Regions from separate parts of the Mus musculus genome. Here region 2 is linked to region 1. Evidence: chromatin loops called from intact Hi-C (ENCODE). Cell type or tissue: heart. All regions are shown on one strand.

Region 1 (8,000 bases):
TAAAGCAGTTGGATTACAGTAACAGTCCAAAGAAAAGGCACCACCTATTTTTATGTTGTTTTTCTTTTTGGGGGGTACTGTTAGGGTTTTTGGGGGGAGGGAGTTAGACAGCCTTACTCTATATAGCTCAAGCTGGCCTCAAACTCACTACAATCTTCTATCCTCCCAAGTGCTACAATTACAGGCATGAGCTACCATGCCTGGCAACACTTCCCTTACAGGCTGCCATTACAGGCACTTAGAGAATAATGCAGTAGTCAATACCACCCCATCACTGACTGACAGAGCAACCTTCCTCCCAAGATGAAAGTAGAGGCTATTTTGTGCCTTGACTTTTCCCTCTCTGTGCAAGAGATTTTCCATGAATAAGTATAAATGAAATCCCCAAGATGGTACCGGTTCTGTTCTCTACTATCTACACTTTCACAAAGGGTTCAGCAAATTGGAAAATCAAGACTGGAGAGAAGATAGACAAGGTAACACTCATCTGTTATGCTAGTATGAGGGAGGCTGAGGTAGAAAGATACAGAGTTCAAGGTCATCCTTGCCTATATATCTAGTTCAAATCCAAATTGGGCAACATGAGACTCAGTCACAAACAATAAATCAAGTGACTTCCAAGATGGCTCAGAGGGTCACCCACTTACCAGCCAAAGCTGACCACTTTATTCACAGATGCCATAGTGAAGAGAACTGACTCCTGAAACTTGCCCTTTGATGTCCACTGGTGTGTGTGTGTGTGTGTGTGTGTGTGTGTGTGTGTGTGTGTGTGTAGAGAGGCTATATAATTTCATAATTGGTGAGGCAGAAATAGGATTGCCTGGAATCAAGGCTAATTTGCACTGCACAGCATGACTCTGTCTCAAAACAAACAAAACAAAACACCCTCAGGAGGTAGTTCACACCTGTAATTCCAGAAATTCTGAAGCAGAGTCAAGAGGATTGCTGTGAGTTTGTTTGTTTAAAAAAAAAAAAAAGGTATTTTATAGGGCCCTGAGGGCTACACAACAAGAAATTGTTTCCAAAAAGTAGAGAGAGAAGGGGGGATGGAGGGGGTGGCAGCGCAGCAGACAGAGGCAGAAGCCTCCCACACAACCTTCATTCCTGATCCTTTGCCCCACCCTCAAGTCTACAGACAGGGCTGGTTCAAGGGTTAGAAGCCTGAAATTCTGCCCCCTATTAGTCAAGTACCACTTTAGTGCCACTTCAGTGGCTCAAGCAATGCTAGGAATGGCAGGAAAATCAACAGTTCATACAGCCCCTGTTAAAGTTTAGCTGAATGCGGGGCCAGAAGTTTTCAAATACTTCAAAGGAGCTGGGCTCTGTCTATCATGGATGATACTATCCAATAAGCACTGACCACTTTTTCCCCTGACTTGCTAAATCCCAGTAAACCAAACAGGTTTTCCAAGACTGATACCTCCCCCTCAAAAAAAGACCTAACCCCAAGTTGTAGCCTTCCTGTTGGTATGCAACATCACTCATGGCCGGGTCCGTCCTCCTCTATAGCCAGTTTCAATCTAGACAACGGGAAGAGTCGTTCTTGGTAGTATGACAACAAATCCCAGCATTTAGGTGGTGGAAGCAAGAGGATTAGAAGTTCAAGCCTAGCCTGGGATTTATGAGACCCTGTTTCATCAAACCAGTTAAATAAATAAATAAATAAATTGTAACAATAAATCATAAAGTTTGAAATAAAAAACTCAAAATCTTGAAAAATTAATAATCTCTTTTTTAGGTAATCCAAGTGGATCTCCTAAATCTTTGAAATTAAACAAAAAAAAAGTGAAAGTGGAATTGAGAGGGAAAGACCTTCTCCAAAAAAGGTTTATTTATTTTTTTATTTTATGTTCATGAGTGTTTTGGCAGCATGCATGTATACGAAAACTGTGCCTGATACTTAAGGACACCAAAAGAGAGAGTCAGATTCCCTGGAACTGGCATTACAGACAGTTGCAAGCTGTCATGTGGGCACTGAGATCAGAACTTGTGAGAGTGCCTTGTTGGGCAATCTCTCCAGCACCAGGAAAAGCATTTTAAATAGAAATTCTCTTCTCTCCAGAAGGGATAGATGGGCTGGTCACAGGGGAGCCTGTGATCTTAGCACTCAGAGGGCTCTGTTGAGATGGCTAGGAGCTGGAGACCAACCTCTGCTACAACAGTATAGGACCTTGTCTTGAAAAACATCAAAGACCAGACTTTGGGAACTAGCAACCAGAGACAGTCCAAAAAAGGTGTATTTCAACATATTTAAAGTAGGCTGCCTGCTAGAACAAATTAGCTTTAACAGCGAAACTGACTTTCTCTAACACAAACGAAGAAATCTGATTTTACACTACTATTTCGTATCTTTCATAATTTAGAAATGGTTGAGTACACGGTACAGAAGGAGTGGAAGCCGGGTTTAGTGGTGGCTACAATCCCTGCACTTGAGAAGAACTACTTCCAAAAGAGTTTTTAAGTATATCTCAGGCTACAATGTGAGTTCAAACCAGCCTTGGCTAGAATCAAACCCTCTATCAAAACAAATGAACAAGCCAGGCATGATGGCTCAAGCCTGTAATCTCAGCACTGTGGAGGCTGAAGCAGGAAGACTGGCAAAAAAAAAAAAAAAAAAAATCTGAAAGCCACCTACATTACATCGGGAGTCCCATGCCAGCCTAGGTTATAGGGTAAGATCCTGCCCAAGTAAAAAGCCCCGAAATGGAATACATGTGATAAGAAAACAGAAGGGAAGACAACTGAGGGGAGGAAGGAAACCTGCCTGCCGAACGGAAGTCTTGGGGTGAAGGAGGCGACAGGAGGGCAGTGGAGGAGGGGAGCAAATTGTAATTTCACATATGTATATACTTTCACAAAGTATACTTTTATATAAGACCAGGAGACTCTCTCAAAAAATAAAAAATAAAAAAAAGAAAAGAACCCCCCCAAAAAAAAACCCCACCTTGGTATTTCTTAAGAACAGAGTTCTGAGAAGGCAAGGACGATTAGGCAGTGTAGCTAGAATACAGTAAGGGTAGCAAGGAAACTTCAATATAGACACAAAGACCTCCTGTATCTATTCACTCTCCTCTCTTCCGAGGCACCCTCATCCCTTCTCCAGCATCCTAGTCACTGTCTCAGTTCTACCAGGCTCAGGCAGTACTAGAGAGATGGGTAGGCTAGCAATATACAACATGGGAGCCCAGCAAGCCCCATTACCTAAGAAACATAATTCACGGTGGTCATAGGGCCTTCATGAGCAAGGACCTGGCGTGACTTGCACAAAAGCAAGCAGAGCTCATTAGTCAAGCACATACCCCTCCCCCACCCCTCCCTACTGGGCATCCGGCCCCCCTAGGCCTCACTCCCTGGAGGCTTCTGCGAGCAACAGCCAGTGGGGTGGAGACCAGATCTCAAATCAACCACCACACTAGATAGGTGTGGCCCCCACAGGAGAAAACCTATACCTCACAAAACGGTCCTGAGGGGATAGAGAGGCACTATGTCTGACAGGGATTTAATAGAGGAAGAGAAACCTGCCCTGTCTTCCAGTGGGTTGTGTGGGCCCCTCCACAGACTTGTGCCTAATGAAGTGTTTGTACCCCTGGGTAAAGTAACCCAGTTGATGAGACCCTTCACAAATCTTCATTTCCCTGGGGAAAGCAGTTGGGGCTAAGACGCGGTGGAAGGGGACAGAGCAGAAGTGGGGTAGAAGAGGGGCGGTTATGGGAAAGGTGGATGGGTGTGCGGGATCCGCCCTGGGCAACTTCCTCTCTCCTCCCCGCTTCTCTGTAAGCTTGGGGGCTCTTCTGAGACAGTGATAGCTTTGCTACAGAAAGGCGCCAATTCCTGGGCCGGGGAAATGTTCTCAAAAGTAAAGTCGTTTCCCCAGTTCCCAACGACCCTTTAGAATAGGGGATTGATCCAGTCCCTCAAAGAGTTTCCACTGTCTCATCCCAGAGGCGGGGAACTGGAACCCGAGAAAGGCTGGCTCCTCCTTATCCACACTTCTAGTTTGTACACCCTGTCACCCTCTAGAGCGCTCAAATTAGGGCTCCACTATCTTCTCCTTCCTAGGGCCTTAGTGGACAGCCCAGCATCCCCGGCAGGCCTGTGAGCAACCAAGCCCGAAGCCATAAAGTGGCAAGGGTCAAGCTTGGAGCCCCCAGGGCCGACCGCGCTAGTTGTCGGCACTCACCGTCTTCGGCATGGTGGCGGCAAGGGCAGAGGAGTTGGTGAAGTTTGGCTGGAAACTGTCGGGCTGCTCTGAGCGCGCAGTACACTTCGGCAAGGACTCCGGAGAACCGGGTGCTCAGATTGGGTCCCACTCTAGCGTTGGGCGACTGCTCCGCTTCCTGCTAACGGGCCACGACTTTACAAACCCCACCCAGGAAAGAGCCGCCCCCGTTGCGCTGCTCGCTCCTTTATGTGGCCGGGCTTCCGCGCCTCTCCCCGCCCTCCCGCCAGCCTGCCCGCGGCTTCGGGCATCGCCCCGCCCAGCCCGGCCCAGCCCAGAGAGGCTACTCTGGCCACGTGGGGGGCCAGGCTCGGGGCCAAAACTCCCCAAGGACTCCCACTCCCCACTAGTGCCCACTCTGCCCCCTCCCACCTTTCCTCACTGCCCCCCTCCCTCCAAGTTTCGACCATCTGACTCCGCCCCCAGTCTGAGCCAGAGCTTGACTGGGGGGCCACACCCTAGCAGATGCTTTTCAGCCCTGAACCATGAGTTACCAATGTTGGGAACCCGTTGCCTAGTAGAACTGCTGAGTTCCCTCTCTAGGAAGCCTTGTTGGTTAGAAAGTTCCCGCTTGTGGACATTTGAACTCCTCTTTTTCTCTGTGACCTCCAATCATGCCACACCTAAGTTCCCTGGGACCACAACAAATCCTCTGCTGTCCATAGCAGCTCCTGAGAGTTCTGCTACTCCTCAGGAAACTTCTGGGCTAAACTTCAGCTCCTCCTCAACAGTTCACTCCCTTCTAGAGGACTCATTTAACCTGTGACATTTCCTTCGACCTTGTATTTATTTGTTTGTTTGTTTGTTTGTTTGTTTATTATTTATTTATTTCATTTTCTCCAGAACTGGGATCCTTTTCCAATTATCTGTCTTCTATGTTCACTTTCAGTCCTCCAATTCCCACTCTCCTCACATCAGTGTCTTGGTCTTTTCCTTAGTCCTTCCCCAACATTTTGGATTTGTTTTGTCTGTCACCAGAGCTGGCTCTAAACTCATTATTTAGCTTAGGTTTGTCTTGAACTCTCAGTTCTAAGACACTGGCTTAGGTTTGTCTTGAACTCATAATCCTACTACCTCAACTAGATTGCAGATGTCTGACACCGGTTCTATACATTCACTTGCTTTGACACAGCGCACTAACAGCAGCCAGTTGACTTGCATTCCCAGTCCTCCTGTTTCTACCACCTTAGTGCTCAGACAATACCAGGCAGACATTCACTTTTTGATAAGAGTATAAGACTCTCGGGTGATATATGCCCTCCAGTTCTGGCAACTGTGCAGGAGCATGGGTTGTGTGTCTTTCATGAAGTAAATTACCATATACCTCAGTGATGGAGAGTCAAACACAGAATAGTGGAAAGGACACCTCAACACTCACCAGGCTTCAGATCATTGTTTCATCATGAACTCAGCCTGTGTCCTCTGCACTTTCTTGGGTAATTCCCTTCCCCCCTCTAGTATTGAGTTTCCCCTTCCTTAACAATGACCAAACTACAGGGTTTCCAAGGTTCTTTCCCATCCAAACATTACAAAAAGAGGAGAAAGAAGTAGCCTATTCAGTAGCCTACAACATAAAGGTTGTATAAAGTCTTGCATTTACACTCATGAGCCAACATGCCTCTATTTCTGTCACTGATACCGCAGTTCATTGACAGGTGGGGGGGGGAAAAAGAACGTTCTCTGTCAAAACCCAAGTATTTGCCTCAAGGAAAAATAGCACCTTTCAGAAGACTTCAGTAGCAGGAGTAGACATGGTAGCCAATCAATCCTTGATACTGCCATGGCCCATGGACCCTCCACCCAATTCAACCTCCCAAATTTAAAGGAACTCACTGATTTCTTCATTCATGTTCACCTAGAGCCTAAAAGATCTTGGCACTAAAATAAATACCTAAAATAAGTCCACTGCAGACTAGTTCAACTTTCTGGAACGTGGAAATCCCCAGTATGTAATTCCCTAACCCCTATGTGTGTGTGCACATCCCCAGCCATGCCACATCCTCCCGTTTACTCCCTGCAATCACATGCAGAAAGGAAAGCTGGGTAGCATGTTAAGGAGCTGAGCAAACCACTAAAAAGCTAAGGGAGGCATAGGAAGCCAAGTGGAGAGAAAAGGATGCCCTAGGGTGTGGGAAAGTAGAAGAGTGAAGGAAGTAGGAGGCTTAGACCTAGAGAATGAGAGATTGCAAATAGTAAAAGTACCAAAAAATGATGGTTAAAATCAGGGCGAGGTGGGGGGAGAACCAGTGAAGTAATACCCCACCTTCCCACTTCACCACACAGAAGCTGCTTAAAGTAGCAATGGTTACTGTGGTCAAGCAACTGGATATTACTGGGATGTTAGACTTGAAATAGTCTATCTTCAGTGCAAAGCAGAGGCAGCTGTGGTGTTTTGCTGTTCTTCACTATAGACAGGGATATTATTCATCTTATTCCTGCCTTTTTGTATGCCATTCCATGTTTACATGATCGATACTTCTATTCTATCCCCCCATCCAACCTCTTATTATGGTCATATGTGATCTGACCATATTAATCCCTACAATTAAGTTTAGAAATGATCTGGCTTATGCCAGTCTGTGAGGAGAAAAAGACATAGAAATAAAGTCTGGACATCCACACATAGATTGGCTCCCTTGGGGGGAATAGGGAACATGAACAGATTTGGGATTTTTAGATGTGCTAAATTCCTAACATTCAAGGAATGCTAGGCAAGTGTGTTATTAAACAGTAAAGCAAGGTAGGGTCACGAGGAGGAACATTCTAGATCCAGTGTCCAAGAAAGCTGGAGACATCACGGTGAAGGGACGGGAGATTGAGCAAGGAGATTTAGGGGCTGGAGAGTTGGGTCCATTGGTAAACTTATTACACAATAAGCATGAGGGCTTGACTTCGAATGTCACCATCCACCTAAAAGACTGGCAAGGAGGTATATGAGGATAAGGATGGGACAGAGACAAGTAGATTCCAGAAGCTTTTGGCCAGCCAACCAACCTGGAGACTTAGTGAGCTCCAGGATCAGCAAGAAATCTTGTGGTAGACTTTAGCATGAATCAGCCTGGCTAGTCTAGCTAAAAAAACTTATCACAGTTCCATGGTTCTGATCACCAAAATTTGCACTTATACTATTGCAATGTCTCCTTCCCTACATTCAACCTCACCCATTTCCCTGCCTCTTTTCCTTCACTCTTCAACCTTCCTCCACTGTTTGGCATCCTTTTCCACTCCACTTGGATTCCTATGCCTCCCTTTTAAAGTAGTTTGCTCAGCTCCTTGACATGTTAGCCAGATGTTCTTTGTGCATGTATTTAAGGGGAGTAGATGAGTGGATGTGGTGTGTGTACGTGTGCACATTCTGAAGCTAGCCATTCTAAAAGAATAGACAGCTGTCACTCCAACAGATCAAGTTCAACCTATGACACAATGTGGCTGAGAGCATAAATCAAAGTCACAGGGAACTCTTTTCTTGGAAAGAAATAACCAGAGTTTGAGTAAGAGCAGAGAAAATGTTACCTCCCATATAATGAGTGTTAGGGACTCACAGGTCACAAAAGACTTTTCAGTGTTAAGAATGAGGACACTGAGAGTCTGGGAAATGAAGTACTTTTTGGAAAGTCACATGTTTTCTTAATAATAAGAAGCTGGGCCTGGGTCCTGTGAGTCTATGTCCAGTCCACTTTCTTTCCACCAGTCTAAACACATGGCCTCAGTCCCAGGCTGTGACAGGCACACTCAAGGGGGGGGGTGCATTTTATGACTCCTCTCACCATAGCACCTAATG
Region 2 (8,000 bases), 70 kb after region 1:
CTGCCCCACCTGGGGATCCATCCCATATACAACCACCAAACACAGACACTATTGCATATGCCAGAAAGATTTTGCTGACAGGACCCTGATATAGCTTTCTCTTGTGAGGCTATGCCAATGCTTGGCAAATACAGAAGTGGATTCTCACAGTCATCTATTGGATGGAACACAGGGCCCCTAATGAAGGAGCTAGAGAAAGTACCCAAGGAGCTAAAGGGGTCTGCAACCCTATAGGAGGAACAACAATATGAACTAACCAGTACCCCCAGAGCTGTGTCTCTTGTTGCATATGTAGCAGAGGATGGCCTAGCCATCAATGGGAGGAGAGGCCCTTGGTCTTACGAAGTTCATATGCCCCAGTACAGGGGAATGCCAGGGCTAGGAAGTGGGAGTGGGTGGGTTGGGGAGCAGGGCGGGTGGGGGGGGAGGGTATAGGGGACTTTGGGGAGAGCATTTGAAATGTAAATGAAGAAAATGTCTAATAAAAAAGTTCTCTGAGGTTCATTTGGCCAATGTAGAAGATGAGAATAGAGAAATAAGGATTTGGAAAGATGAGCCAACTGTTAAATGGTCAATGGTGAGTGATAACATACTTTCAAACCCAAACCCACTCTCCAATCTCCTTTATACTGCCAATAAGACTTGATTGGATAACAGGAAGTTGAAAGAGTGAATTAGTACAACTCTAAAGTAATATGGAGGAGGCAGGGGAAGGGAAAAATTTGAAAACAGGGAAACCATTAAGAGACTGTTGAACAGCATCTAATTTTATTAAAAATAAATAAATAAATAAATAACCAAAACACTACTATATATAAAAAGGAAATTTAGGCCTCAGTGTAACAGTGGGCGACTTTTTGTTGTATGTTTGCTTGCTTGTGACAGTTTTGTGTGTGTGTGTGTGTGTGTGTGTGTGTGTGTGTACCCTTTGCTGTCTTAGAACTAGGCTCTGCCAGTGCCTGACAAATACAAAGGTGGATGCTCTCAGCCAACCATTGGACTGAGCACAGGGTCCACAATGGAGGAGCTAGAGAAAGGACCCAAGGAGCTGAAAGCATTTGCAGCCCCATAGGAGGACCAACAATATGAACTAACCAGTACTTCCAGAGCTCCTTGGGACTAAACCACCAATCAAAGAAAACACATGGTGAGACTCATGGCTCTAGCTGCATATATAGCAGAGGATGGCCCAGTTGGAGAGGCCCTTGATTCTGTGAAAGTTCTATGCCCCAGTATAGGGAAATGCCAGGGCCAGAAATTGGGAGTGTTGGGTTGGTGAGTAGGGGGAGGGGAGAGAGGATACAGGGTTTTGGGGGGACCAGAAAAGGGGACAACATTTAAAATGCAAATAAAGTAAATATCCAATAAAAAAAACAAATACAGAAATCATATCCCTGTTCCAAGAACCACAATTTGAATGAAATTAAATTCTGTTTAGCCTGACAGATAAAGAATCATATTTTATTTTTAAAAAAAGTGTGTGCCACTATCACCCAACTCAGTGGGTGATTTGTAATACCAAGAATAATTTTGCATAGCTAGAGAAAATATGTCAATTTATGCAAGAGGACAAAAGACTTCAAGTAGCCAAGGAAATCTAAGCAAAGCTATATTGGAGCCAAAATACGACACAAGAACAACACTTAAGGGTATTGACAAAAGTAATTTCCTGGAAAAGACTTTGCAAAGTAAATAAACAAGAATTGACACCTGTAATTCCATTCAAATGTTCTTTCCAGCAAAGCAGATAGTTTTCACTCTGTTAACCTACAGAATCTACAGAATAAAATGGTCTGTGGTGTTCCGAATGAGAATGTCCCCATAGGTTCATATATTAGGATACCTGACTCCAGTTGATGGAACTGTTTAAGAAGGGTTAGGAGGCCTAGTATTGTTGGAGGAAGTGTGTCACTGGGAGAGGTCTTTTCCTCAATTGTGGTTTCCTCCACTGAGATGACTCAAGCTTATATCAAGTTCACACCAAATTAACCAGTACTGTGGTGTTCCCTTCTTGGAGCTGGTGTGTCCCTGCAGGCAGGCTTGAGGTTTCAAAGACTCAATGTCTTTCCCAGTGTGCTTTCTGATCCCTGCTTGTGTTTTGAGATGTGAGCTATCAGATATTCCTGTTGCCATGCCTTTGTTCTGCCATCATGAACTCTCTGGAACTGAAACCTGATTAAGCACTTTGAAGGGAGCAGCTGGTGTATGAAAATGGAAAATAATGGGGGGTCTAGAACTGCAACAACATAGTGGGTGGAAAAAACAGGACAGGAGACAGAAAGCTCACTACCATTCCATAAAGGTATTGTCAATTCCTGGAGGGCAAGAATTACATTTTGACCCCCTTTTGTGGGAGGTGGGGGGAGACAAATGAAGTGGAAACTTCTAGTTCTGCGAAAAATTAGTTATATCAAATGATGTTTTGCTGGGGAATACAGGTAAAAGGATGTCTTGCTTAAAGCAAACACATGAAAGGCTGTTTTCCTGAAGCAGATACAGGTGAAAGGATGTTTTGACATAGCAAACATGTCGAAGGACCTATGGTGAAGGAGTATAAATATGACCCCACAGACAGTGGGAGATGAGCATTAAATATTGGTTTGATTTGCTCTGCCTTGCTGTTCTTCACTAAAGACACACATGTATTGGTTCACCTTACATAGCATTTTTGAGCTCAACTTGTGGTAATGTTGCCATTGAGAGAAACTTGCCCAAAAACTTCTCTCAAGGTTCCTGCAGCAACTTGCTGCTTCTGCAGTCTTGTCTTAGGCTGAAAGGCTTGGACTGTAGCTGTCAGTTTGTGCCTGGTGTCTGTTTGCTAAAAGGACTGGACTGTAGCTGCCGGTTCATGCGTGATTTGTCTGCCTGCCAAGAGGACTGATCTATAGCTGCTGAATCGTATTTGGTGTTTGCTACAGGACTGAACTGCTGCCCAAGAGGATGGAGCTCGCCCCTAAGGAACTGTTGCTGAACAGGTCTACTTTTCCCATAGCCTAATAACTTTTCTCTTCCACTACCTCTGCTGGGTGATGGGCTAGAGGAGAGGTTGAACCCTTATTAAAAATGGGTTGCAAAAATGTTATGCCTGGAGACAAAGTCTCATGTGGCCCAAGCTGGCCCCCAAATCACTATGTAGCCAAAAATGGCTGTGAATTATTGATCCTCCTGCCTCCACCTGGTGAGTTCTGTGATTACAAGCATTCACCTCCACAGTTCATTTCATGTGGATGAATCAGAGCTTCAGGCGCCAGTAAAGCACTCTTTTTTTGTTTTTGTTTTTGTTTTTGTTTTTTGTTTGTTTGTTTTTTTCAAGATAGGGTTTCTCTGTGTAGCCCTGGCTGTCCCAGAACTCACTCTGTAGACCAGGCTGGCCTCGAACTCAGAAAACCGCCTGCCTCTGCCTCCCAAGTGCTGGGATTAAAGGCGTGCACCACCACGCCCGGCCAGTAAAGCACTGTTAACTGAGTTACATCCCTAGTCCTGTTTTCCATCTTTGTATCACATCCCTAAACAGACACACATAGAGCATAATGCAGCACTTTGCACTCAAGTCCATAGTTGGCTAAAATAGATTCAAGTAAATTTTATAAGCAAGACATAGTGATATGATTTGCAGATATAAAGATGGATCTAAGTTTAGACCTTAGTTCCTAAGGATATTTCTGAAGTTGCTTTTGGAGTACTCTAAGCACAAACCATTTGCTTTGCTTCCCCTGCCCTAAGTGCTACCCTTGGCAGGGCCCCAGATAGGGTAAATCCAGCCTTCCCCTCGCAATCATCTGGCTCTCTAGACTGGGAAGGAGGCTTTCTTTTTGGGCCTCCCTTCCGCTTTTCCTAGCCTGGGTAGTGAGCCACTCTTCATAGTATTTGAATCAGAGGAAACAGATAGACTGAGGAAGTAAAGACAAAACAGGCCGCCTAGGTTCTGGGAGCCAATGTAAACATTCAGTGGTTTCCTGTTGTTGCAGCCCAAAGAGTCCCATGACATCATTTCTGGCCTTTCCAGAACATGCAGGCTTAGCCCAGCCTGCCACTCTGCCCAGGGCTGAGTGGCAGTCACCCCCTTCCCCACCAGACTTAGATTCCCCCGGAATTCGGCAATTTCTCCAGGCCAACAATTCCCTCACTTGACTAGCTGGTCACTTAGGTCTTTCTAGCCCTATAAGGCATTGGAGGTGGCAAAGCGGATATGCTGTCCCACTTCTCAGAGGCCGTAAAACTTCTGGGTTAGAGCAAGATTTCCCAAACCGGAAAAGTTATTTTATTTCTTTTAATGGAGACTTGGAGTCAAAGGAGGTTGTGACACATAGTTTCTGAGACAAGCCCTGATTGCTTCTTCCTCTCTTCATCCTGGTTCAGGACCCACAGGCTTATGCTCTGATTGTTCACATAAAGAAACAAAGCTGTTGCCTATTCTTTCCATGGTGCAGATAAGAGCAGTGAGGCCCAACAAGGAAAGGAACTGAGGACATGTGGTCAGAACAGTTTAAGTCATGCGCAATAGAGATATGGACCTGAAGTTTTCTAAGGCACAATGGACTGTATAGTTCTAAGAGTTCTTGACAGAGAATTAAGAAACTGCAGTCTAAACTCTAATTGCTTTGGTAGAGCTTGCATAATTTTATCCTTCTCATTGGTTCTTAGCCAGATGTAACTGAATTCAAGGCAAGATGTAACTATTGAGAGCCAATATACTTGGTAGAGCTGGTAGCTATAGGAGATGAGAAGAGTCACAATAAAACATCCTCTTTTTTGAGACAGGGTTTCACTGTGTAGCCCTAGCTGTATTGGAACTCCCTCTATAGACCAGGTTGGCCTTGAACTCACAAAGATCCACCTGCCTCTGCTTCCCTAGTGCTAGAATCAAAGGCATATGCTACCACCTCCTGGATCCATTTACTATTTAAAAAATAAATATTTTTTTATTTTATTTTATGTGCACCAATGTTTTGCTCACTTGAATGTTTGTGTAGCAAATGCATTTTGGAAATGAAGTTATGGACAGTTGTGAACTGCCATGTGAGTTTTGGGAATTGAACCCAGGGCTTCTGCAATAACAAGTGCTTTTAAGCATGGAACCATTTCTCTGGCCCTCAACATTTCTTATTTCACAAGTTGCAATGAAAAGAAAATGAAAGTCATGGTCTAAATTCTGAGATCTGAAACCTGTGTGGACCAGTCCTCTGTAAGAATCAAATTGTAATCAGAACTGGGGTCTTTTGTGGCTCTAGCCTCTCCAGCCTACTCATCATCACAAGACAGCACAATGTTCTCATTGGAAGATATCAGTTTGCAAAAAAATGTTCCCCAGTTTGGTGTCATTTAGTTGGATAGATTTGCATAAAGAAGAGGCAGCAAAGTCTTAAATTATTGTGTGGAAAATCGAGCCAAATGTATTATGGTAATTCCTGCAGCCAGCAATGATTGAATTTCAAGCTGTAGCTGTGCCATGGAGCACAATTTGAAATATCTCTTATAACCAATCAAATTCATCACACTCTAGAATAGCAACAGAATTTGGAAACACCTTTGGGGGGAAAAAAAAGATTTCTTCACCCAAAGATGCACAAGACAATTTGAATCAATTCCTTTAGCCAATCAATTTCACCACAGCAAGGACAAAGTGTAGGACACACAGAGCAAAGTATAGCCTCATTTAGATGCCTAAAAATGTATATTCATACTCAGATACAGACGATTATCCAGGAAGCTACATAAGCATATTGGGAGACAGAAAAATGATGTGTAAGTGCACATACCACCACCACCAGCAGCAGCAGCAGCAACAGTAGTACCAGACACAGATACAATCCAATAGAAAGTTAGGAAAAAATAGCTGTCTGGCAGTTTAAGGATAGGAATGGCAGTTGACTGTTTTAGAGTACCTTATTCCTTTTTCTCCTTCCTTCTCTATCAATGTTCCTAATTCTAACACTACAGTGTTTTCTGTACAGATGCTATTTCTCTCACTTCCTACATCCATATGTACCTCACCACATATCAGACATTGACCTGTCTGTTTCCTGGACTATAGAAGAGAGTTTTTATAAGAGCTCTTCAGTGGCAGTATCTTCCCTCTAATCCATTTTCCATGGGCTCTCTGCCAGAGGGAATCTCTCTAAAACTCAGCTTTGTTCTTCTTTCATCCCTGGTCCACATTGTCCTTTTAAGACATTTTTCACATTTATATATTTATTTATCTATTTTATATTTGCATATGCACACAAGGCATGGCTCACCTCTGGAAGTCAGAAGACAGGTTTCAGGAGTCAGTTTTCTCCTTTTACATTATAGGGCCTAGAGCTAGAACACAAGTCCTCAGGATTGGTAGCAGGCAGCTTACTATGCTAAACCTTCTCATGACCACGCCATCCTTCTTGTTCTTCCCCGTTTCTAGCACAACACAAACCAACTCAGATATCAGAAATTCATGGGGTGACAAAAATCTGGGCCTCCCATGTCTCCTCCCCTCCTCCCTCCAACCAAGCTGGCCTTGAACTCAGAGATCTGTCAGCCTCTGCCTCCCAAGTGTTAGGTGGGATTAAAGACGTACAGCACCATATCCAGCTCCCTATGACCTTCCTTAATGTTCCTTGTCTTTCAGTAGGCAGACTGAGCCTTATCGATATCCCTACCAGTGTCCACCTTCCAGTTATCTTCTTCCTGTAGTCGTCTGTACCGGCTAGTTTTGTGTCAACTTGACACAGCTGGAGTTATCACAGAGAAAGGACCTTCAGTTGAGGAAATGCCTCCATGAGATACAACTGTAAGGCATTTTCTCAATTAGTGATCAAGGGGGAAAGGCCCCTTGTGGGTGGGACCATCTCTGGGCTGGTAGTCTTGGTTCTATAAGAGAGCAAGCTGAGCAAGCCAGGGGAAGCAAGTCAGTAAAGAACATCCCTCCATGGCCTCTGCATCAGCTCCTGCTCCCTGACCTGCTTGAGTTCCAGTCCTGACTTCTTTCAGTGATGAACAGCAATGTGAAAATGTAAGCTGAATAAACCCTTTCCTCCCCAACTGCTTCTTGGTCATGATGTTTGTGCAGGAATAGAAACCCTGACTAAGACATAGTCCCATGAGAAAACATAACTCCCTTCTCCACCTTAACAAAAGTCTACCCAAAGTAGATGTTTTGGGGCTGTTTTTGTTGTTGTTCTTTTTCTGTTTTGTTTTGTTTGAGACAGAAGTCCATACAGTTCAGATTGGCCTTATTTGAGGATAACCTTGAATTTCTGATCCTCTTGCCTCCATCTTTTAAGTGCCGGGATTACAGGTATGCACCAGCGCACTCAGTTTAAGTCTTGCTGTAAACCAAACGAAGGGAATTAAGGCATGATGGCTAGCACTCTAGTCAATGAGCTACATCCCCAGTCCTTTTAAAAAACAGTTTTGAAAGATAACTATGTATTTGCCATTAAAATTTTGTTTAATATTTTTGTCTGTTAAGGCCCACAGCCCAAATTCCATTGTCTGTGAAGTCTGACACGAGTCTCTAAACACTGTATTATGCACAGACACTAACTTACTCCAGTGAAGATCACTAGTCTAGTCTGTGTGTTTTAGTCTCCAAAAGGAAAGTTGATGTGAAGAGGACTGATTCCCTGATGCCATTGCCTCCTGTGGAGCAGACTGGCATTCTTCCTGCAGAGACATACTGACAAACCCCAGGCTACTTTTATTTATTTTATTGTGCTGGGAATTAAACCCAGGTCCTTGTATATGTTTTGCAAGCATTTTGCTTCTGAACTATTTCCCCAACCCAGCCATTTTGTTTTGAGTTCCCTTTATTCTAGTCATGATTTGAGTCGAGGTAGCGCTACCATATTGCTGCATAACTATAATCAACTCTCAAGACTTCTCCTGCCTTGATTTATTTCAAAGATTACCTTTATTCTAGATGACATTAACTCCAAGGTGCAAGGTTTTATAATACAGCTCCTTTTATATTGTTGTTTTTTCATTATTACATCCTTCTCTTTATTTCTGTCCCCTCCTATTTT

The links. Hi-C counts contacts between places; a loop is a spot of excess contacts. Peaks named below come from ENCODE experiments on the same cell type or tissue, not always from the same donor. Only the 100,000 strongest peaks of a DNase experiment are listed, where the experiment ranks them.
Region 2: a loop joins it to region 1, with 4 times the contacts of the local background. A loop is called at or near these places in 13 of 42 quality-filtered maps.

What each region holds. Positions count from the first base shown.
Region 1 is chrX:96,092,424-96,100,423 of GRCm38, reverse strand. It overlaps Msn (moesin), which reads right to left and starts at 4,379. Exons shown (of 13, transcript NM_010833.2): 1 at 4,181-4,379. The coding sequence starts at 4,192. In heart, no CTCF peak of the experiment used is centred here; DNase peaks (open chromatin) are centred at 3,363, 3,743 and 4,393; H3K4me3 peaks cover 3,284 bases; H3K27ac peaks cover 2,323 bases.
Region 2 is chrX:96,021,978-96,029,977 of GRCm38, reverse strand. No RefSeq gene overlaps it. Among named protein-coding and RNA genes, the nearest start is that of Gm41897, 39 kb to the right of the region's middle. In heart, no CTCF peak of the experiment used is centred here; a DNase peak (open chromatin) is centred at 3,977; H3K27me3 peaks cover 210 bases.